3 separate regions of the Homo sapiens genome follow, and all the other regions are linked to region 3. Evidence: chromatin loops called from intact Hi-C (ENCODE). Cell type or tissue: IMR-90. All regions are shown on one strand.

Evidence for each region. Peaks named below come from ENCODE experiments on the same cell type or tissue, not always from the same donor. Only the 100,000 strongest peaks of a DNase experiment are listed, where the experiment ranks them.
Region 1: it touches region 3 in a loop (11-fold over the local background); 53 of 110 quality-filtered maps call a loop at or near these places.
Region 2: it touches region 3 in a loop (5-fold over the local background); 4 of 110 quality-filtered maps call a loop at or near these places.

What each region holds. Positions count from the first base shown.
Region 1 is chr1:44,217,198-44,225,197 of GRCh38, reverse strand. It overlaps DMAP1 (DNA methyltransferase 1 associated protein 1), which reads right to left. Exons shown (of 10, transcript NM_019100.5): 4 at 6,729-6,887; 5 at 6,443-6,610; 6 at 5,957-6,142; 7 at 5,721-5,792; 8 at 5,320-5,392; 9 at 4,889-5,181; 10 at 4,525-4,639. The coding sequence ends at 4,580. ERI3 (ERI1 exoribonuclease family member 3) reads left to right here. Exons shown (of 9, transcript NM_024066.3): 9 at 3,558-4,128. The coding sequence ends at 3,640. It overlaps ERI3-IT1 (ERI3 intronic transcript 1), which reads left to right. Exons shown (of 4, transcript NR_110056.1): 4 at 2,549-2,603. Among named protein-coding and RNA genes, the nearest start is that of DMAP1, 7.7 kb to the right of the region's middle. RefSeq lists a silencer at 4,345-4,394. In IMR-90, CTCF peaks have their summits at 4,515, 4,820 and 7,293 (motif pointing left); DNase peaks (open chromatin) are centred at 4,647 and 7,287; H3K27ac peaks cover 401 bases.
Region 2 is chr1:44,324,909-44,332,908 of GRCh38, reverse strand. The region is part of intron 3 of ERI3 (ERI1 exoribonuclease family member 3); the gene reads left to right. Among named protein-coding and RNA genes, the nearest start is that of ERI3, 26 kb to the left of the region's middle. In IMR-90, no CTCF peak of the experiment used is centred here; a DNase peak (open chromatin) is centred at 4,868; H3K27ac peaks cover 467 bases.
Region 3 is chr1:44,648,746-44,656,745 of GRCh38, reverse strand. It overlaps RNF220 (ring finger protein 220), which reads right to left. Exons shown (of 15, transcript NM_018150.4): 13 at 6,977-7,085; 14 at 6,789-6,863; 15 at 5,023-6,042. The coding sequence ends at 5,971. TMEM53 (transmembrane protein 53) reads left to right here. Exons shown (of 3, transcript NM_024587.4): 3 at 1,537-3,499. The coding sequence ends at 2,187. It overlaps LOC107984950 (a long non-coding RNA gene), which reads left to right and starts at 7,080. Exons shown (of 2, transcript XR_001738031.2): 1 at 7,080-8,000. RefSeq lists an enhancer at 5,881-6,462. In IMR-90, CTCF peaks have their summits at 1,025 (motif pointing left) and 3,700 (motif pointing right); no DNase peak of the experiment used is centred here.

The DNA of each region.
Region 1 (8,000 bases), 430 kb after region 3:
TCACTCCCACCCTACAGCAGCTTCATGCTGGCCTCCTTAGCTCAATGAGAGGTGCTGGAAGGCAAGCCTGCTAACCCAGGTGGCCCCCAGAGCTTCAAGCAGAAAACTTTCCAAGAGACTGTGTTGCCACCAGACACCCTGCTGCTCTCTCTCTCTGAATTTTTGGCCTATTAAAAGCCCCAGATCTGTCTCTAGTGCTTCTTCTGCCAAGCTTCCTCACTTTCTAGCAGGGCCATAGACTTTAAAAAACAAAATATATATATATTTGTCAAGGCTTCAAGGGCTGGAAAAAGAGCCTGGAGCTAGAAGCCCATGACTGCCATTCCACTGACTTGTTAGGTGAACTGGAGCAAATTTCTTCCTTTCCCTGGTCTCTCTTTATTGTAGTGGGCCAGTTGCAACAAGTTAGACCCCAGAAATACCCAGTAAACAGGATCTGAAGTCAGAATTTGGAGTGAATGCCAATTGGTTTCACTAAGTCTGCTGGCCCCTATCAGTCATCTGTGCTATCAATTGTATACACTTTCTCACCACTAGGTCCTCCAGAAAACTAGCTTCCTTGCCTTTTCTTCAGAAAGAGGAGGCATTCCAAGCATAAAGAACAGCATGTGCAAAGATGTGGGTGCAACACCTTGTTTGGTCCTCACAATAACAGCAAGGCCATTATCACCCTAGTGGAGGAACCTAAGTATTAGAGACGCTAAGCCCTTGCTGTGTGGTATGCAGCCAGTGGGTGAAATTAAGATTGGAAACATGTCTTTCTGGCTCCAAAACCCACTTTGTCATTTTCAGAAAACAGTGAGTGGGTCCTTGAGATTGGAGTCCAGGGATTGAGGGTTGAGCATGGCAGAGACCAGAAATAGCAGGGATCAATTTTTGCGGAGCCTTTAAGACATATTACTGGTGTAGACTTTAAACTGAGGGCAAGGAGAGCCACTGAAGGGCTTTAAGGAAGAAGAACATGATCAGATTTATGTAAGAAAGATCAGTTTGGCTGTAAGAGAATGAATTTGAGGGAGAAAGAGGACAGCTGTTGTAATCCAAGATGATTAGGCAGAGAAGAAGAGAAAATCTGCGTAAGTTCATACTTGATTAGATTTGGAGAGTGAGGGAGAGGGCAAAGTGGCAACATGACTCAGATTTCTTTGGGCATTTTGGGTGGATTATGGTGCCATTCACTGGGATGGAGAACATAGCAGGGTGAGGGGTAAGCAGCAGCTTGGAGAGAAAATTAGCTCGTGATTGGACGTTTAGGGTTTATCTAGAAAGAGATGTTCAGGAATATGTGGTGTAGAGCCTATGAGCTGTCCAGGCTGGAGAGGTGATCTTTAGCGGGTAGCTGAAACTCACGATTTAGATGAAGCCATCCAGTGTGTAGAGTGGGGAGAGGTCAAGGACAGAGACTGGGACGTGGGGACCCTCTCCCAGCACAGGGCCAGGCACAGGTGGGAGAACAGTGCTTGCCCACTGGATGGCTGGTGGCCTGGGGGTTGGGGCTGGGACATTCACTTGGGCCAGGGGAAGCAAATTGAACGATTTGTCCAGCAATGAGGGAGGAGCCAGATGAAGTCAATAGAAAACTAATTTTCTTTTCTGCTGGAAGAAATGAGGTGTGTGGCCGCTGGGTAATTGCAGATAACGAGGGGACTTATTCTTAATATGCACAGCGGCCACGGTCCCTAGGGTACCGGAGACAGGAAGGATTGGAGGTTCCCTGATAGGGCCAGACTTATTTGGGAAGAAAATCACCCTATCATAGTCTCTCTGTTGGCACTACCACAGCCCATGGACCCCATCCTAACCCTTCCCCCTCTTAGGCCCCTTCCGGTCCCATTCCCCTTCCTGTCAACTGCCTAGCACAGCCCCTCCCTCCTCCACCCACTACCCCCAAAGCATAGGCACACACACTAAGAGAGACAAATGATGGGGCCTCAGCTGAGCGGGGTGCGTGTCCGGCCCATAAACCATGGGGATGGGTCACGTCTGGAGTTGCCATGGTCGCCACTACCCACCCATCTGTCTTTCCACTGTTCTGCCTCAGACCAGCCCGTATGGCTTCCTGAGTCCCTGGGGGAAGGTGTCACCTCTCTGTGCCCACATCCACTGCAGGTGCGTCCATGCTGATCTCTGCGACACAGGACCCTGTCTGACTTGCCTGCCCAAAGCAGGCTCTGCAGAGCTAGGATCTGGCTAGTGATACAGGGCCTGGGCTGATCAGAGACTGTGCCCTCCTACTGCCCTTTTCTAGTGCTGGAGGGTCCCCCTTCCTAGACTAAGGTCCTGGCAAAAGTGGGCCTTGACATGCAGAGGCTTCCTGACCCCACCTTGACCTTAATACCCCCCCACACTTGATTATGACATTGATGTACAATATTTCTACAATCACAGCATCGATCCTATGAAGGTTGGTGGTGGCTGAGGCCCTGGTTATGGCCCAGGAGCATCTAAGGGAGGTGGGAGAAGAGGCAGGTGAGGGGATAATGAGTTTGGTGGCTGCTGTGGGCAGCTGAACAGAAAAACTCAGGCACTCAGGCTGTTTCTCTCCTAGGCTTCTGCTAGTGGAATAAGCTCTGGGCAGGTGCACCTCCTGCTGCTGGTGGTGGTGGTGGTGAAACAAATCCTGGCCCATGTCCATGACGCTGAGGCCCCAGAGGCCTGATCCTCCAGCCTCCAGGGTTCTAGGACAGTTGAAAGCATCCAATACTGGAGAAACTGTTTGTGATAGAGTCTGATACATGCAGACACATTCCACATGAGGTATGGGCAGAAACAGGGCCCAAAAAGGTGACTAGCACCCACTTTGAGCCTACTGGGACAGAAGCAGGGCTTCCGCCGATGTATACAGGAGGGTTTGGTAGACGGCTGATGGCCAAGGCTAAGAGGAGGACCACAAATCTGGACCCTCCCCATCCTGTCGGAGCTCCACAGGAACAGGTGCCCAGGCAAGCTGCTGTTTGAGCACACAAGCCCAGGACACAGGGCAGGTGTGTTTCCCAGGGCCCTGGCCCAGCAGTGCCAAGCCTTGTGCCTTGTCACTAGTGATTATGGCCTGGGTCACATCTCCCACACACACGAAAGTGCCGGCAAAGTCACCCTGGCCATGGGTGTGATGAATGGTCGCACAGTAATGAAATGGAGACATCAAGGCGGGTGGCGGGAAGACGGAGTGTGGCGGACGGGCCGTCCCCACGCGGCAGCAACAAGAAGGATCGCCCAGCGGCCGGGGGCCGTCAAGGGAGAAATTACACATTTACTCTGCCTTTTTCTTACTGCGACGGCGCCCATACATCACCGCTGGGGCTGGGGCGGGACATGCCGGCCAATTTCCAGCATGAATTATGGAACTGAGAAGCATCGAGACCAGGCTTCCTGCCGGCCCAGCATCACCCAGACCAACCTGAAGCTAGGAATGCTGCCACCAGGGGATGGGACCACCCTCTCTAAAGCCTGTGTCTCCTGAATCTGACCCTGCTTCCCACCCCCACCCTTGTAAGAGCACCTGTGGGCATGGAGGGGAAGGATCTGGGGCTGATCTAAATGTCTTCTCTCCTTTTTAGACGACTGCAAGAACATTGCCAACATCATGAAGACACTCGCCTATCGAGGCTTCATCTTCAAGCAGACATCGAAGCCGTTCTGATTGGCCGAGGACAGGATGGGGCAGGACAGGGTAGCTGTTTGGCCCAGCCCAGAATCCTCCTCTCCCTCACCAGAGGGGAAGAGGGAGAGTGGCATAGCTCTGTGTCCAGAGTGTCCCCAGCTGCCCTGTGGGCTCATGCCCTTGGCGTGGGCTTGTGCCCTTGCAAGGGCTTGGCCACTTGGCCCTTCTGGAGCAGACACTTTGTGCCCCCCATCCCCACCCCTCAATCTCAGCCCAGTATCAGCCCCTCCCATTGCGGGCCTGGGCTAGGGGGACCCAGGCACTCACCGCCTCCTCCCTGGTACACAGGCTTCTGTGGGGCCACCAAGCCCCTCCTGTGCCCCCTCCCATCCATAGTGCATGGTGTGTGGTGCCCCCAGGGCTCCAGGACAGATCAGGCCCCACCTTGTGTCTACCCCCATCCCCGCTGTGAACGTGCCACTGAATAAAGTCGGGGAAACGAGGCACTGGGTGTGTGTGCAAAGCCATCTGTGTGTGTGAGGCTGCTGCTGCGCCAAAGCTGTCAGGATGTGAAGGTAGGTAGAGCATGCTCCAGACTGCCTCTGTGCACAAAGCCATCCATGTGTGACTGGCCGTCACTGCAGCACCTGTGACACCCTCACTCAATATGCACACATCTGTGTAAGCGCGGCGACTATCAGTACAAGCTGTGTGCAAAGCCATCTTGAGTGTAAACCACAGGTGCTCTGAGGTGCAGGAATTTGGGTGAAACTGGTAGTGGTTAGTGGTCAGAGAGCTGCTAAGGGCCTGAACACAGGCAAACCTATCTGCCACGCTGTGGAGTGGCCGTGACAATCCCCTCCTTGCCCACCCTTCCCACTAGGGGCATCAGAAGTGAAGGAAAGGAAAAGGAAGCAGCCTGGTCCAACTCAGCAGCTCTATTTACATAACAGCGTCGCCCACACCCCGTGGGGCCTCTCACGGCTTCTTGGCTTTCTTCACGGAAGATGAGCTGGAGGCCGACTCCCGTCGCTTTCTCTGAGGATACACAGAAGGCATTGAGGTCAGTGACCCCCCAAGGCCTGAGTCAGGCTTAGTGCATGTGCTTCACACGCTCAGGGACAAGGACGCCCACTGGTCAACCCACTCCTACCCTCAGTCTCAGACTCGCACAGAAGTGATGATCGTTCCTGCTGCAGGCACTAGAGGGAGAGGAGCCCCTACACCCATGTGCATGTGCTCACTCGCAGGGCCCAGGCGTGCCTCCCAGCCTGTCCAGACTCTTACCGAATTGGGCGTGAGGGGTGCGCCCACCACATCAATGATGGTGTCCTTGGGGTCAGGACCAAGTCCGGGTTCAGTCACTGCCGGCTCAGCAGAGGCCGGGCCTGGGCCTGATGCTGGTGTGGCAGGGCCCCCTAGCACACCAGCCCGGGCCAGTGCCTCATGACGGTGCCGCAGCATCTGCAGCTCATACTCGCAGTTGGCACAGGCCTGCTTGAGCTCGTAGAGCAGCACCAGGTCGCTTCGCAGCTCATTGAACATGTGCACCAGCTCCTCCGTAGGTGTCGGGCTCAGCTCTGCAGGCAGGCGGCAGGCAGCACGGGCAGAGCCCAGGTGTGGTAGAGGGCCAGCAATGTGAACTCCCCTCCCCCTGCCCAACCTATATCCACAGCCTCGGGTGGGTACACCCTATGGGGCCCAGTCCCCACACTCACCCACACCAAGCTCCAGCAGCATCTGTTCCAGGGCCTTGATCTTCTTCTGTCCCACAGAGCTTGGCAGCTTCATCTGCAATGAAAGCTGGCAAGCTAAGCCTGTCCCAGCCACAAGAGGCTTAGGATGAAGGGGACAAAAGGCAGAGGGAAAGATGGTGGAAGAGAGACGGTAACACATGGAGGTTAACTATGGGCCAGAAAAGGAAATAGCCAGGAAGCTGAATATAGTGAAAGCTGCTATGACCTTAGCCTGGCCACATCACTGAGATCCTGCCAAGGCCACCTCTGTCTGCAGCAATCTCTCCTACTGCTCCATCCCCACCTGCCTGCAGCGTTTGGGACACATGGAGCCCAGAGCAGAGCCCAGGACCCAAACTTGCTAAAGGAGGTGACTCACGTACCCGTTGGCTCCGCAGCGTGACACCTGCAGACTTGAAGTCTGGAAACTTGATGCCTGCAGTCTCAGGAACAGCCTGGGGGAGAAGGCATTATGGAGACCAAGGTGTCACAGGGAGAGGGCCCAGGGTTAGTCCTAGCACCCCATCAGCACTGGGTACTCTCAGAACCCTCCACTCGGGGTGAGGCCTTGTGCCAGGTGACCCTTCCACCCTGAGCTAGGCTGGCGGAACCTCCGCACCGGCTTCTCAGCCTCCTTTTTCTGGGGTAGCTTCTTTTTGGGGGCCTTGCGTTCCGTGCGCCGCTGCTCTGCAGTGGTGTCTGCCGCTGTGATCAGCTTCTGCAGGTCCTGGCTGCGTTTCTCCCGCTCCTTCTTCCGGGCCTCAATCTTGCGCAGCTCCTGTAGCAGGTACTCCTCCTCTGCCACCTGGGAAAGTGAGGGATGCGAAGTGTGTGAGGGCACTTCTAGGAGTGAGGGTAGACACGGAGGTGACAGGGTGCTGGGCTGTCTGTGAGGGAATCTGAGAAGTAATGGATCATGAGGGAGGTGAAGGGCTATGAAAAGCAGGGGGGATGGCCCATGAGAAGTAGGAATGGGCTTGGGGCAGTTAATAAGGTATCAGTGGGAGGCAGGGGGACCTGGGAGTGGGAGTTGAGGGGATGGAGGATGGAGACAATGAGCAAGGGGTTTGGGGCATGGAGGACAGGTATGTGGCCTTGGGCTTACCTGCTCTGGGGTCCGGTTGTAGAGACGCTCAAGCTGTTCCTTCCGCCGTCGTTCGTGCCCAGCATCAAATACTGGTATCTTAAGGTCTGTGCCTGGCACAGCCCGCACGTTGGCAAGCTTAGCACAGATGTGGTAGTACCGCTCCTTCAGGTCTTCCACAGAACGCTTCTGAGGAGCAAGACAGGGTAGAGGAATGAACATTCAGGGGCATGTGGAAGAGATGGCATAAAAGTAGGGCCTGCTAGACCCAGAAGCTGGGCACCCATGCAAATACACAATGGCTCACCTTGAACTGCTGGTGGTCATACCGGTCATGGATAACAACAAAACGCAGGTCAAAGCGGCGGCTGAGGTCAAAGAGGTGGTCAGTTTCTGCCTTAGTCCAAGCATCATCGTGGAGATAAAGCTGGTACTCCTGCTCCGAGTACACAGGCACCTGCACAGTCTACTAGCACAGAGGGACACAGTAGGGGCATGCCCGCATGATGTCATGTCCAGCAGGCTCCAGGCCCCAGTGACCACAGCTGCTCCTGTTTGTTGCCAGACCCTGGGCCTGTGCCCCTGCAGCATGGAGTGAGGAAAGAACTTGTCTGCTTGACTAGAGGTCCTAGCAGGGTTTGGGACTGTAGCCTGCCTCTGATTTATTCCAGGATCAACTTCACTGTCTCCAGCTCCAGAGCCTCAGTCATGGGACACACACTCCTGCCCCCATAGTTAAGGTGAGGGGCCCACATGTAAGTGCTTCTGTGGAGTCCAAAGGTCAACTCTGGAGTAGGACAGATGGCTAATTACCTGGAGAAAGGCCCAGCAACCCCTAGTCCATACAACTCATCTGAAGCACTACTGCCACCCAGTGGGCACAGTGGGACTTGCCACTCCCCCAGAGTTTGCCAAGGTCAGGCATCTCTACAGAAGCTGGGCCTGAATCCTACTACCAACATACGCAGCCCTGCCAATGCCCCTTCCTCCCTTCTTCCACAGACCTCCCCCAGAGACAAATAGCACTACCACGAGCTGAGTCTGTCAGAGACCCAAGGAAGGAGTCAGTGCTAGACTACATCAGGGAAGTCTCTCTTCTCAGTTAAAGACCACAACCAGCTCCAAAACTGGTCGCCTTTTGGACATCTCCTACTGGAGGCCCCAAGGAACCTCAAACTTAGCTCAGTACTGAACTCATGGCCCTCTCTCAAACATTATCTTCTCCAGTCCAGATTTCAGTCAATATCACCATCACCCAACCCAGCTGCTCAAGCCAGAAACCTGGGAGGCATCTTAATTCCTATCTTTCCCCTTGACTCCTCCCCTTCACCAAATCTGTGGCTTTTACCTCCAAAATTTCTGTCTCCATTGCCACTTCTCCGTCGGCCTACCCACTGTCACATGCCTGGATCAGAGAAATAGCCTCGCTACTGATCTCTGCCCACATTCAATCCGCTTCCAATCAATTCTCCATCTGCAGCTAAGACGTGATCTCTTTGAACAGTGCTACTTAAAGGATAGTCTGCAAACCAGTGCTGTTTACACTTACCCCTGGTCTATGATGAGAATGGAAACTGAG
Region 2 (8,000 bases), 320 kb after region 3:
TGGGGTGGCCCACTAGGCCCCTTTGTCTTTTTTGTCACTGCCTCCATAAATGTGGTCCTTGCCCCTCCTCCTTCCAAAGCCATCTTCCTCCACAGGCTGCTGTTTCCTGGTGGTCCCTCATAAGGATGGGCCTCCGCCTGGCTCCCACTATGGCTCCTCACTAGTATTCCCGGAATGGGAACAAGCGTTTGCTGTGTCCGAGTCTTGGCTGTATTGCAACTTCACGTGAAAGCCGAAGGGCCTGTCTGTATTTGGAGCAGACATAGCAATGTAGAAGCAAAATATACATCTCGGGGAATGGAGCACTGATGCATGGTGGCCCTGGCTTGTGTGTTTGGCATAGCAGAGGCAGGATCGAAGCGGTTTATTTGCTCTATTCAGACTGCTTCTCCACCTTCCCCAGGGTTTATACCTTTAAGCTGCCATGGTGTGTAGCAGGCTGTGGAGTTGTCTGGGGGTGGGGCCAGGAACTTTCCTTGGGGAACACTGGGTCACTGGTAACAAAATCACCACATAATTTAGTGCAAATCAGGAAACATCCCCCCTAGCCTCTTATTATCCTGATGGCCTCCCCAGGGCTGAGATAGCTGTTGGAATGCAGATTTTTTTGGGCACTGGGCTAAGGTTGGTGGTGGGGAAGAGCTCTAAAGAATAGGGCCATTGATAAATGGTGAGTGAAATCAGGGACCGTAAAATAACAGTGACACTGAGCTGCCTTTTAAAGTTTTTGTTGGACATAAAAAAACCGCCTAAGTCAGCAAAGGAATGGGGAAGACCTCATTATAACCACCTTAGAGGCAATGAAAAGGCTTCTTTTTACTCTTTGGATAGTAACTTAAAGCTCTGTGTTAGATGCTAGGGGTATAAAGACAAGTAAGGAATGGTCCCTACCCTCAAGGAGCTCATAGTCAAGGAGGGCAGACATTTGTGTAACAACCATTAGGCTGTATGATAACCACCATGACATGGTAAGTACTTGGTACAGTGGGGGCACAAAGGATGGGAATGATCAACCCTGCTCACAGTGTGGGGGAGGGCTGCATAGTTTTCATGTTATAAGAAATTCAGGAGACCAGAAAGGGCCAAGTGGACCTGAGGCCATTCAGAACTGTTATAGCAGGAAGAGAAGAAGGGGTTCACACAGTAAGCCAGAATGAAATGGCCTAAGTCTGGAAAAACTGACCTTGATTACAGGCTTGTTTGTAGAAATATTGAAAATGAGGTAAAAGGAGAATAAAGACTTTGAACCTGGCAAGTATTTCACTGTTCAGTTAGTTGGATTATCTATATCAGTTTTACGCTGTTTCTCACATTCGAGCTAGAAGGTGTCATTGTGATGCTATAAGTGGAAGTACAAAGGCTAGAAGAGGCTTAAGAGCATTTTACCCAATAAAGTGTGGGTAAAAGGGGTGTGGGTGAAAGTGGATATGGTGTAAGCTAAGGCTCTGAGGTATTGTCAAGAAGGCTAAGGCTCTGAGGCATTATCAGGAGGCTGATACCTCAGCATAGCATTTGGGTGGGCTGCTAGGTCTCTAGGGAGAGTCAAAGGCTGGGGAATGACATGACGCCTCCCCTTCACCTTCCCCCTGCTTAAAAAAAAAAAAAAATTGGGAATTTGGATCTGGATCTGCTAGGACCTACCTTCAATAGACCAGGGAGGTTTAGACCCTTCAAAAAGATAAATAGCTGGCTGACTAACATTGAGATTAGTGTGGAAGGAATGACTGATGAAGAGGCAGGAAGGTCTGGGTAATGTGGAGATTGGTGGGATCAGAAGCGACTGGAGGGCATGGGGGTGGAGGCTGAGCTTCCTCTGAGCATTGGCAACAGGTACAGCCATAGAAAGCAAAGCCAGCAGGTTGGAAAGCGGGGACAGTGGGGGAAGTGAAATCCAAGAGTGTTTAGGTTAAGTCCATAGGCTTCACTTCTCCCTACCTCCATCCTGCCCTGCTTTTCCTCTCCCCTCTTGATTATATTTCTTTTGTAGACTGATCTCCATTGTTTGACATGAGGAAACTGATATCAGGAGACCCTTTCTGCATCTCTGTATCTCATTGGGAAAAAGGATCTTGCATCATTTTGATTAAGATGCCATTGGGATGATTATTTTTTATCCTCTTATCCTGGGTGTTCACGATACTTAAAAAACCCCCACATTCTTACATTTATGTGATGAGTTTTGAGCTCTAGCTGTGAAAATTGAGCCATAGCCTAAAAGCCTGAAACAAGAGTGTACCCACATTGACACCAGCTACCCCCACCCCCAGCAAAGGCTGGCAGGTCTGCAGCAGAAGGGTGAACAGGCTGGCACAGGCAGAAAAGCGTTTATATGTATTGATGCTCCTGCCACGGACAAAACCCTGTTAGGTGTTGGGAGAGTCAGAAAGGAAGTAAATCAGAAAGAAGAAATCTGGAGGGAGAGACAAACATCAGGGCAGCTTTTATTTGGATGTAGAGGTGCCTTGGGATAGGCTGCTGTTTGGGTCCTGTCCCTGCATGTAGTTGGCCAGTAAGGAGATCTGGAAGGCCTGTGGGTGGCAAAACAGGTCTGATACACAAGTGGCTCTACTTCTGTTGTAGTGTATAGTCAGTGTCTAGTCCTGGAAGGCCATTCCAGCCAAGGGCTGATCTGAGGGTTAGGTGCTGGCAGAGGCACTTATTTGGAGATGCCGACGTTGCTGAAAGTAAAGGAGTGTTCATACTCTACAATGGGGGTACAGTTGGGGAGCCGGAAAAGGAAATTTGAATGTATTACTGAGTGGAAAAGAAGAAACAGAAATAGATGTTATAAGCCAGAGTCCATGGGAATGGAAAGGAAGTTGTTCCAAGAGGTTAAAAATGTATGTTGGGAGACTGGTACGGATGCAGTACTTGAGAGAGATGCTAGTGGGTTGGACTAGGATGTTAGTTGGTTGGCGATGGTGAGAATGGGGAGAAGTTACATGTTGTAACCCTTAGGTGTGCTAGGAAGGAAACAGGCTTGAGAACCATGTTCTTATGTAGCTCATAACTCTTTTGGAGACTAGTGGCCTACTGAGGAGTCAGTGGTACTGAGGTTTGTTAAGGAGTGGCGCATGGAATCTATAGTTGTTGTAAATGGGGTACTCTGAGTAGAAGATCCGTATCAGGGAGAACATAACAGGCAGAGCTGTTATAGTTGAGTTCCTTAGTGGTAATGTGGGTAGTTATTCCTCTAGGACCTATTTGATGCATTGTTTGGCCATTGGCCTAGAGGAGGTAGGTAGTGATGGTTAGGTAGATAGGATAATAACTGGCTAGAAAGCTTGGAATCTTGCTCTCTAAAAGTGTGATAAAACTGAGAGCCATGATTTGAGATTGCATTGTCTGGAAATGCAGGGACATGTCTGCGTTGTTCACAACACTAGCGGCATTTTAAAGGCCAGCTGGTCAACTGAACGGGATTGGTAGTTACAGATGGGTGGGTAGGGCTGATGAGTGAGATGAAACATGGCATTTTGATCAGGTCTACTTTCACTGGAAAGGTAATGTGACTAGAGAAACAATGTCGGGGGCAGACCTGAAAGGAAATTCATGGTTGATGGTGTTGAATGTGGTGGCTGGTGAGGATAGCAAGGAGTCCCCAAGTAGGTGCCTTAGGATATGCAGGAATTCTGTGATCCTGCTCCAAATTTGTGGCCAGGGTTGGAGAGGCCTTTCTCAGGACCAGAGGCAGTTAGATAGACCAGATAAGCTCCTGGCTTGTGTCTGTAATGAGCGGTCTTCTCATAGGAGAGGTACCCAGTCCTGCTTTTTGGTTCATCTGGACAGAGGAAGGTTTTTTTCTGGAGGGCTGAGACAATAGTGTGCTGAGCACTCTGAGGGTAGCTGATGCCCTGGTCTTGACAGTATTCCTAAAGGAAGCAGGCACTGCCATGACAAGAAGACTTTTTGCTAGCTCCCTGACAGAGATGTGCCAGTCTACTCTGTGAAGTTCTTGGATGTGACAGGCCTGTTTTTCTGCCCTAGCTCTTGGCAGCAAGGAGGATGAAATGTCTGGTGATAAGAGCTAGCGATGGTTAGCAGACTTAGAGGGCTTGACTCGGGTGCTTAAAGTGGGTCAAGTAAGGGTTTGCTCTGAGAAGGGAGCTGAGAGCCATGGGCTCTGATTCTCATTTGGTCAGTACCTCAGCGATAAGGAGTTAGTCACATAAATGTTCTAGACTACACCTTTGCTGTTTAAATTGTGGTCTGAGAACCAGCAGCATCCTCATCACCTGGGAGCTTGTTAGAAATGCAGAATGTCATGCCGGCCCTACTGAAATAGAATATACTGAAATATAATCTGAATATACTAAATATACTGAAATAGAACCTGCAATCTGACACATTCCTCAGGTCATTTGAAGTCTGAGAAACACTGCTGTAGTCTGGACCAGCGGTTCTCAAACTTCAGACTTCAGCGAGCGTCAGAGTCACCTGGAGGGCTGTTAAAACCAAGGCTGTTGGCCCCATCCCCAGGGCTTCTGATTCTGAAAGGCAAGGGTGGAGGCCAGAAATTTGCATTTCTAACAAGTTCTCAAGTGATGGGACTGGTTTGACAACAGCTGACCCTCTTAGCTTTCTCATCTGCAAAACAGGGGAGTGATTCCTGCCTGCTTACGGAGATGTGGGATCATATGGGACAGTGTGTGAGAAATGTGTTCAGTGCATTGCGGGGGTGGGGGGCGGGTATCCGTTTGTGTATTGCTTGCTTACTAGTCAGTGAATTTTTAAAAATCTATTGTCATGCCAGCACAACTGTTTACCTTCCTGGCTGCTGGCCATCATTTGTGGGCAGAGAACAGGGAATCTATGAACCACCCCACAGGCATGCAGTATTCTGTGAAGAGATCAGCAGTCCCTGGGGCTATGGATGGGGATTATTGAGCAAGGCCTCCTGTAGCCCAGCCAGCTTCCCTGGCTCCTGGCCAAGTAGTCTGACCAGAATTCTCAGTCTGCCTGAGTGGGCCTGGTCCTGTCTTGATCACTTGTTACTCACCGCCATTTCTTCACCCCCAGCTAGTGTATCTTAAGGCAATATTTGAATTGGTTTGAAAAATGGTCTTTGTCTAACCAAGCCTCTGATTCATCTTGTGATCCTGAGCAAGACACATGCCTTTCCTCCACTTTGTTGGGTGACTGATGGAACAGGCTTTGGCTGCATGTGCCCAAGTCCCAGAATGTGGACTCTGGACCTTCAAAGTGAGGGAAGCTGAGGTAGACGCTGTTCTGATGAGAATCAGTAGAGCATAGTAGTTAAAAGCATAGATTCCAAAACTGGACTGTCTGGATTTGAGTCTTGACTACCTACTGGTAGTCTGACCTTGGGCAAGTTGCTTGCACTCTTTATGCCTCAGTTGCCTTATTGGCAAAGTGGGGTTAATAATAGTACCAATCTTATAGGACTGATGGGAGGATAAACTGAGTTAAACATATTAAGTGCTCAAAACAGTGTTTGATATGTAATGGCTTATAGGTATTAGCTCTTATTAGTAGAACTAGTACTAGTATTATTCTGATCCACAACCTCCTAATAAGCTGTTGAGATACAGCAGGTGACTGGGAGGCAGGCCCTGCTTCTCTGGGAAACACAGAGAGATCAGGCCCTCTTATCAACATACTGATAGAACCAGAGTACTATCCAGAGAGATTTTTTTGGGCTTGGCACCCTTCCATTTCTAGGCCCTTCCTTAGTGATGCCTCCAGGGGACCTCTCTAGCACATAACCTGAGATTTGTTTAAATTAATTTCATGACAAATGTGTGTCTACAGGTAGCTACAAACAAATCATTTGGTTGTTTGGTGCCCTTGAAGGGTCAGCTTCACAGAAGCCACTAATATCTGAAGTTATTTACAATTGAATATGTAAAAATGTTTGAACTGTGGCTGTTTCTGAGTCATGTACATACAGAGGGAGACACAGGTGTGCACACCTCAGGTGAGGATGTGGTTTCTAAGACTTGGTCTCCTTCATTTATTGGTATTATGTTTTTGAAAAATTCAGATTTCAATAAGGGTAAATTATAATTCACTTTGCACCCATACTCTCCTCAAATAAAGAATAGCAGTGTCTATTTTCAGCCTCTTTTCTATATTTTAATTGCTTTGGGGTCTATGGAGATGGGGAGAGGGGGACATGTAGGTGAAAAATCAGCCTTTTAAAGCTCCGATTTTTTACCCTTCCTTGTCCTGAAACTTCGAGCATCAGCTCTCATCTGTCAAAGTGTAAATCAGCAATTAAAACCCAAACAGCCAAATGCCAAAGATGACCCGAAGCACAAAGCAACTGACAAACAAGTCCGGACAAATCGACGGGTAATTTATAAGCTTTGCCCTAAAATCTAATTATTTGGCAATTCGAATTTGCAGCCAGCCAGGGCTTGGCAATAAATTTAACCCGCCATAAATTATTTAGGAGCAGACTGTGGTGTAAATCAAAACCACGAGTGTTTGTTTAAGAAATAAGCTCCTTGTGCATAAAATGTCTTTTTTTTTTCCAAGGGAGAAACTGTTATTGCAAACCATACCCCATTGCCCAGTGTAGCCCTCACTTCTCCCATCCAACTTACCCTCTTCCCTGTGGCCAGGAGGCTTCTTGATCCTTGGAGAAAGGGCCCGTCTTTGCATGAGACTTTTATCCAAAACTAAATATTTGGGTAAAACCCACATGTTTTCCAGGGACTGCATTTTCTACCTTGTGGTATGTGTTGCTTTTAGATTTTATCAAACCTTTCAGTGCAGGGACACACACTTTTTGGAATTTTCTTCCGAGGGTTGAAGGAATAGATTAGTTGTTTTGAAGGAAAGCCAGTTCCTTCTTCCTAGGTTGGGAGGGGGAAGCCATGAAAAATGATCTGCTCATTCTCTTATTTCAGATAGGACATAGAAACATCAGCTCAGGCAGAGGAGAATCTATGCTTAGGAAAAAAGGGCTAGAATGCTACTCTATTAAACCCTCTGGGCTGGGTGCAGTGGCTCTGGCCTGTAATCCCAGCACTTTGGGAGGCCAAGGCAGACAGATCTCTTGAGGCCAGGAGTTTGAGACCCACCTGGCCAACGTGGCAAAACCCTGTCTTTAGTAAAAACACAAAAATTAGCTGGGCATGGTAATCCCAGCTACTTGGGAGGCTGAGGCATGAGAATCACTTGAACCTGGGAGGCGGAGGTTGCAGTGAGCCGAGATCATGCCACCGTACTCCAGCCTGGGTGACAGAGCGAAATCCTGTCTCAAAAACAAACAAAAAAACAGAATTTATAAACCCTCTGTCCCAGTTTTATGAATCCCAACAGTCTAACCTGAGTGCCTTCTGCTTAAATCCTCTTGTTGTTATTCTATCTTCAAATTTATTTTTATTTCTGCAGACACTTCAGTTGGAGGGAGTTTGAATACCCCGAAAGCAACTTACACATTTATTTCTTGTAATCTACTGATCGTGGGTGTGAAATTTCATTTGAAATGCTGTTGCAGTTGTGTCCTCAGTTTATCAAGGAAATCATTGGGGGTTCCTAGCTGAGCAATTAGAGAGCAGCCAGGGGCCGGGCGTGGTGGCTCAAGCCTGTAATCCCAGCACTTTGGGAGACCGAGGCGTGCGGATCTTGAGGTCAGGAGTTTGAGACCAGCCTGGCCAATATGGTGAAACCCTGTCTCTACTAAAAATACAAAAATAGCCGGGTGTGGTCACGGGTGCCTGTAATCCCAGCTACTTGGGAGGCTGAGGCAGGAGAATTGCTTGAACCCGGGAGGCGGAGGTTACATTGAGCCGGAGATTGTGCCATTGCACTCCAGCCTGAGTGACAGAGTGAGACTCCGACTCAAAAAAAAAAAAAAAAAAAGCTGTGTTTAAAATCTCTGCTCCAACCCATTTTACAAGGTAGATGAATGCTTGTTTGGTGCTTCATTTTTATTTCTGTCTTCTCTCTCCTCAACAAAAGATCTACAGGGACAATATTGAGGGAGACAGTAGGTACAATAGGTTTGGAACCTTGGATATTTGAAAAAT
Region 3 (8,000 bases):
CACTGTGCCCAACCATTTTTTTTTTCTTTTTTAGAGATGGGGTCTCCCTATGTCGTCCAGGCTATAGAACAGCCCCTTTTTTCATGTTACTGGCTTATTGAAGAGACTGGGCTGCAAGATAATATTTCTAGGAGTGTGTGATTCCAGATGCTGCCAGGGAGAAACATACAGTGGGGACTGAAAGGCCTCTGTCAGATTTGAGCATTTGGGAGAATGTGGGTGGCCTTAAGCAGCCTCCTCTTCAGAGTCTTGGGAGGGATGCTTAGGCACTCCAGGGCTAGGAGGTCAGGCGGCTGATGGCAAGGTACCTCTGCTGACCATCCCTGTTTAGCCATGGGTCATTTAACTACTGTGGCCATACGATTTTCTCCTTGTCACTACCACATCACTAATTACTGCTGCTGTTGGTTGAGAGTTTACTTTGTGTCAGGTACTGCTTTGATCATTTGAGATACATTTTTTTTCATCTAATTTTACCCATAACCTTATGAGGTGGGTGTTATCCCAATTTCACCGTAATCTTATAGATGGGGACCCAGACTCAGAAAGTAGTAAGCTGCTCCTTGTTCTTACTATTGATACATAGTGGTGCCAGGAGTTGAACCCGGACCTGTCTGACCCCAGCACTCTCCAAAGTCACATTCCCCTGACAAAGGGCCCTTTGTCTCTGAACAGGAGGATGAGAGGGGATTAGGAGCCAGGCATGGTGGCTTTTCTAACTGACCTAGAAGGGGACCTGTGTGGAGATTGTGGCACCCTTGGCCCAAGCGTGAGGAATATAGAAACCTAGAGGGAGTTTGGGCCCAGATTATAGAATTCGAGGAACAAGTGTTTACTGTATTTGGAATTTCAGGGCAGATATGAGGAGTGATCCCAGGCCGGGGAACCAGGGACATTTGAGTGTCAGGTCCCTGAGTCCAGAGAGTATGGACTCTGTTTTTAGGAGCCTGGGAGAGAGGGAAGGTGACAGTGACCAGTGATGAAAGTGATGTGGGCCTGGCTCAGAAGTGGCCTCTGGTGGTCAGGGCTGGCGCCTGCAGGCCAGCTCTCGGGTACTGGTCTCATGGGGGTACTACTTCTGTCTGGGAGGTAGGGACAGTGCAGATCTGAGGTGCTGGGACAGGGTATAGCCAAGCAGTGAGGCCCCATCCCAAATGTGCAAGGCCTAGGATGGGAGTGCGGGGCACAGACAGGAGGGAACCAGAGTAAAGAGACTTCCTCTGGTCAGCCCAGGTGTCTCCAGTATATGCTTCAGGCTCTGGGCCTCAAATACCACTCCAGGCCAAGAGGGCTTGGCCAGCATGAAGCAATTAGTCCAAAAATGGGCCTTAAGTATACCTTCCCTGCCCAGAAGGCACCTGTGTCTGTGGGCAGCGGGCTGGTGGGCTCAGGCTGAAGCAGGACCCAGAGCATTGCTGACGCTGTGGGCCCCATGGCCTATGTCCTACAGGCTGGGGTTGCTGGGCCCCTCTGACCTTAGCTTGTACCCACTACCCCCACCTCATCTGTGAGGACTGACCAGGCCTCTCTCCCCAGGGCTGCATCGTAATCCGATACACAGCCCCGTGGCACATGGTCTTCTTCTCCGAGTCACTGGGTATCCCTTCACTTCGTGTTTTGGCCCAGAAGCTGCTCGAGCTGCTCTTTGATTATGAGATTGAGAAGGAGCCCCTGCTCTTCCATGTCTTCAGCAACGGTGGCGTCATGCTGTACCGCTACGTGCTGGAGCTCCTGCAGACCCGTCGCTTCTGCCGCCTGCGTGTGGTGGGCACCATCTTTGACAGCGCTCCTGGTGACAGCAACCTGGTAGGGGCTCTGCGGGCCCTGGCAGCCATCCTGGAGCGCCGGGCCGCCATGCTGCGCCTGTTGCTGCTGGTGGCCTTTGCCCTGGTGGTCGTCCTGTTCCACGTCCTGCTTGCTCCCATCACAGCCCTCTTCCACACCCACTTCTATGACAGGCTACAGGACGCGGGCTCTCGCTGGCCCGAGCTCTACCTCTACTCGAGGGCTGACGAAGTAGTCCTGGCCAGAGACATAGAACGCATGGTGGAGGCACGCCTGGCACGCCGGGTCCTGGCGCGTTCTGTGGATTTCGTGTCATCTGCACACGTCAGCCACCTCCGTGACTACCCTACTTACTACACAAGCCTCTGTGTCGACTTCATGCGCAACTGCGTCCGCTGCTGAGGCCATTGCTCCATCTCACCTCTGCTCCAGAAATAAATGCCTGACACCTCCCCACAACCTGCAATCTGTCGGGCACTCTTCTCGTTCAACTCCCTGTAGCCCTTTGGGACTTTGCGGTCCCCTAAGTAGAAAATTCCTATGGGCCTGTCTCCTGGGGGCCTCTGTCTGCTGGTGGTCTGCTTACCACAGAATCCTAAGGGGCAGGAGTGCCTGGGCATGTGTCTGTGGGAGCCTTGCAGTCAGTTGTGTTTGGACAAGTGCAACAGTCAGGCTGCTGATTCCTGTGGCATGCAGGCTGTAGAGGTTGACAAATGGAGGGGGGTGTTGAGGGTGAGCCCTAGTTGATTTTTTAAAATTTAAACTCTGGTAAGAACATTTAATATGAGACCTACTCTCTTTTTTTCTTTACTTATTTATTTATCTATTTATTTCAAGACAGGGTCTCACTCTGTCACCTAGGCTGGGGTGCAATGGTGCAATCATGGCTCACTGCAGCCTCAACCTCCCAGGCTCAAGTGATCCTCCCACCTCAGCCTCCCAAAGTGCTAGGATTACAGGCATGAGTCACCGCGCCTGGCCAAGATCACCTAACAAAATTGTAAGTGTGTACGATACTTAAAATTTAAGAGATTATGTGCACGGCAGACCTCTAGAACTGAATAGTCTTGCATCTTGCATAATTCAGAACTTCATCATCTTGCATAACTGAAACTTTGTGCCTGTTACCAGAGTTGAGTTTTGATTCCTTGAATGGAAGGTGACCTTTGTGGGGAGATGCCAGAGGGAAGGTATATCGGTCAGGGGTAGCGTCAGGCTGCGGATAGGGGCTATGATCTTTGCTCCAGCAGGGCGAAGCCCTACAGTGTAAAGTACCATTCACATGGCTCCCACTTGGCAGTTCACTCAGAGAGGCTCCTCTGACCCCATTGCCTGGGAGTCTGAGGTAGAAGCCAGATGAGGAGCTGAGGTTAGGGGCCTGCCTGGCTCTACCACACTTTGCTAGGAAGCCGCTGGGTCTGGGAAAGTTGCAAGCTGAAAGTTGCCAGAGACAGTGGGGGGCAGGAAGGCAGCAGCATTGTAACAGGAGCTGGGATGAGCTAACTCCCAAGCCCTAAAGACCAGAACCAGGGTAAGGGGATTTGGGCTGAAATAGCAAACTCCTTCATCTTCTGGAAGGGAGACCCACTTAGATACTCTCTAGGCAGAAGAGGTGAATTCAGCCTGATAGTTCAGTATCATTGATCATTCTAGAAGTCACTACTGCACAATGTTGGCATATAGTAGGTATTCAATAAATATTTGATTGAATGAGCTTACCGTGGTGATCACGGGGCTTAGGGGGCAGTGAAGGAGATGGCTAGAAAAGCTCTGGATGGGAGCTGACTCTTGGGGATGATGGATCCTTTGTCCCCAGAGCCGCGTTCTGTCTGCATCCCATCAGTCCTTGGTGAGTCCCCACTATGGTGGCAGGGATTCCCATGCTGTGTGGCTGCATTCCTAGCCATGGCCAACAGGTGGCAGTGCAGCCTGTGCCATGAGACAGCTCAAGGCTCCCACAGCAGGGCGGGCTTCAGTGGAATGCCCTCACTCTGGGTTAATGGCCCCTTTTAGAGACCATATGGCCCCCAGGGTGGCAGTAACCAGCCATCAAGGACCTACTGAGTCCAAGCTTGTGGGAGGGGAGACTAAAGACATCAAAGAAGTCGGCCTGACAGGAACTGGGCATTAAGAGCCTCCTCTTCATCTCTCCGTTGCCCTCACCTACCCACTCTTCTCTTCCAAACCTGTTTCTTTCCCAAACCCTCAGCCATCGCTGGAGCTGTTCCACCCGCCTCGACAGAGGCTGTGTACATCCCCAGGATCCCTGTGTTCAGGATATTGGGTGCCATCAAACTGGGCGTGGAGCTGTGAAGGGCCTTTGCTGGGCTCCAAGGGGGACTTGTCTGTGCTTCATCTGGGTGCAAAGGGTGGCAGGAGCTGCCAACTGGACCCAATTCTGAGGAATTCACTGTGGGTATCCCAGAGAAAATGGGCAACTAAGGCTGGGGATTTGGGCAGATGGGCCTGGTGTGCAAGGTGTCAAAGCAAGTCTGGAGTCATGGGGCTACTCTGGGGCCTTGACTGTTTTTCTCCAAACAGCTTTCTGTTGTGGGTGAAGACTTACATGTAACTTTTAGCACCTGCCTGGGAGGCATCTAGGAAGCTGAGCTACCTCACTGGCAGTGGGGAGCTGTGGGGGTCAAAGTGCCATCTCTCCAGCCTTGGTTCTCTGAGCACATGGGAGACTTGAAGGTCCATCCTGGATAATAGGGTTTCCATTCTTTCCATTTGAGAATCTAGGCAGTAGCTACACTGGGATGATGGTCACTAGAGATACATTTGGAGAATAGAACAAAAGCCTGGGAGGCTGATAGGGTGATCCCACTGTGGTCTCTGGTATGTTTCAGGGGACCAGAAAGGGATAGAGGCCTGGGGCTTGTGTTTGTACCCAAGCTTGTGGCCACTCCTAGCCTAGGTTGGGGGATAGAGCTTGCATCCCCTCTGTACCCCCAAGCTCTGACCTCTTCTGTGATTAATGAGCTGACGATTCTGCATCGATAAAGAATTAACCTAGAGCCCCTACCCATCAATAGTCAGGAGCCCAGATCCCCAGCCCCACCCCCCTCCAAACCAAATGCTCCACGGCCCCAGAGCAGACCAACCCTGCACAGTGTCATACACCTATAGCTAAGTCCTTTCCCCCATCCTGCCACCAGGAATTAACCCCTTAACTGCCTCAGCCCACCTCCCCTAGTTAGCTCCCCCACCACCCCACACACATAACACACAGGCAGCAACTGTTTATACTGGTTTAATCCATGTCAAATGTAGTTTACAAAGGGAAAGGACAAGTACCTTTGTATAGAATATACAGACACAGCATCACACCACAGGGCCCACGGGAGGGTCGGGGAGACGACACTTTTTCCCTGGGAAAGGCAGCTCTAATCCCAGGAATGGTTCTCAGCAGAGGCTGGGTGGCCAGGAGCACTGTCCTCTAGCCCCCTAACTCAGCCTCTGCTTCAGCTCGGTTCCCATTTCCTGCCTCTACCCCCCAACTCCTTATAAAGAGCCCCATGAGCTAAGACTAAGGAGAGGATCATGTCCCTTGGGGCGTGTGCCCCATGTCTGGGAGAAGAAATATACACCACTGAACACCGAGCACATGGGAGAGGGAAGGGACACCACAGGAGAGAGAGAGGCAGGTACCCCAAGAGGTGGATGGGCCGAGCTCCCAGCCAACCCTGAAGGAGGCGCTGCTTCCAGGGGTTCTTAAAAAAGAAGAAAATCATACAACCAAAGGGGGAGGGGACAGGTAGAGGGCGAGGAGTTGTCCCATTTATACACAACATTGTAAACATACACGGTCTATATTACATGTGCTTCAGTCTGGTGTTTGCATGTCTGTCTGTCCGTCTGTCAGTATGGGGGCTGGATCTTAGGAGCCGTGCCCCACTACTCCCCCAACCCCCACCTCCCTGCCCCACCCTGGGAACAGAGCTGGAACAGGTATGGCCCCCAAACCATAGGTGGGAGCCAGCAGGTAGTGCCTGGGCCACAGCCTCTACTCTGGCTCCAGAGTCCTGCGTGTGTAAATGTGTGTGTGTGTACGCATGTTTGAGTATGTGCATGTATGTACATGGGGAACCTGTGTGCAAGTATGTACAAAGGGAGACGGTCACTGTCACAGAGGCTGGGGGCAGGTGGGGCTGCTGGAGGCGAGGCCTGCCTGGGGCAGATAGCTCACAAGTAGATCCTCCGCAGGTCTCCGGGCGCTGTGATCGTGTTGCACTGAGGGCAGAGCTTCTTGGCACCCTGCAGGGAGAACAGGGAGGGCTCTGGTCTACACAATGAGCCATGTGTGCGCATGTGAGCACCTGGGCCTGCAGCCATGTCTCTCTGCACCAGTGTGTGCTGAGACCTTGGTCCTGTCAGCCCAGGCTGGGGACGCATAGGCAGCTTCTGTGAGCAGGCAGGCACGCTCCTGTGTTGGGGGGACGCCAGGATCAAACCGCCTGGCCAGCCCCGCAGCAGGAGCCCCAGTAATGAGAACAAGGCTGGGTCCAGCTGTGGCAGCCGCAGCCCTAACGAGATTACACGCGGCCTTTGATCAGGACACAGAGCCCACGTCCGAGCCTTTTATTACTGTCTCCGGGCGACATTTTAATGGCTGCTCCTGAGCGAAGAACAGGGGCAGGAGCAGAAGGAGCTTAGTAATGGGAGGGGGAGGGGCCAAGGCCCTGGTCCTGTTTACCTACAGCCAGCCTCCTCCTGACCCCAGGCCTCACCAGTCTGTGTGATGCAGTGGGCCTTCGGGGACCGGGGCGGGGAAGGGAGAATGCAGTGAACTCATGGAGGGGGAGAAGTTCCTAAACCTGCAGTTGGGGAGGAGAGGCAGCGAGCCTGGGGGTAAATATCCTGCGGGTAAATATCCTGGCTCCTGGCTCTGTTCTCCTTTGCGCCATGCTCCCCACTTCCCCCAGGCAGGCTCAGGCATAAGCACAGACATCTGGGCAGTGCCCGGAGCGGCCTCCCATTCCCCGACCCCCATGCCACCTCACCAGGGTCCGCAGCCAGCACTCCTCGCAGTGCACGTGCCAACACTGGATGGACGTTAGGGGCATCGAGTACGAGTCCTAGGGAGGAGGGGGCAGAGAAGGGGTCACTCTGAGGTAGGCCCACCCTCTCCAACTCCCCCAGAGGGCGTGGAAGCCTGACCAAGGGCACCCCTAGGTTCTTTTCTACTCACCATGCAGATGAGGCATTTGTAACGGTCCCCACGAGATAGCTGCCGTTCAAGTTCTCTGACCCGAGCCTTCAGAGCCTCAAACGTGGTCACAGCTGAATCTTCGGTGATTCTGTAAAAAGGAAGGCATGGTTGGGTAGCAGGCTGGCATCTCTCATCTGTACCTCCAGCCTACGCCTCCCTTGAATTCCAGAACCAAATACATAAATGTCCCCTAGGCATCCCTGCCTGCCCCCTTTCTCTGATAACCTGAATCTGCAAATTCCACATTCCAGAACTAAACTCCTCACCCTCTCTATTCCTCCATTCCCATTCGGATGAATTTCTACACCAGATACCAGGGAACCATTTTCAACCACTCCTTCGCAGTCTTCCCAACCACCCAAATCTGTCATCTCTCCTAGTATCTCCGGCATCTCTCCTCACCACCATGAGTCCAGGCTCTCAGATGTCTTCCACCAATTCCACCACTAACTTTTTCCAGACAGCCTTTCTGCCTCCAGGCCCCTCATCTCTATTCCACTCTCCCAGCGCCTAGAGGAATTTATGTTCTCAAAGCAAATCTCTCGTGGTGTGACTTCCAACATTCCAATGTCCCCCTTGGAGTAGAGAGCTCCACTACACTCCTTGGTCCAGCCCCAGCCCGCCGTACCCCTGAGGACCTTGCCACGCATTTTATGCTCGACTCCTATGTGTCACCATCCACGCCACCTTTTTCACTGCCTTGGCCTCTGCACTGTGATCCCTCTGCACCCCCTCGCCTGACTCACTAGCTCTGCCTCATCATTCAGATCTAGTTTTGTTCCCATGCCCTCCCAGAAGCCTTTTCCAGACCCCTGAGCCAGCACTGCACAGTGGCTCTCACAGCCCCCCGTGTGAACTCCACCACAGCAGTGTAAAGTTCCTGAGTATGGGTTCCCTGAGGGCGGGCTGCTCACTCCACCAATACTGACTATGGCCAAGAGCCCCACCTCAGGCATGGGACGTGAGCAAACACCTGCTGAAGAAAGGGCCCGTCCAAACTCCA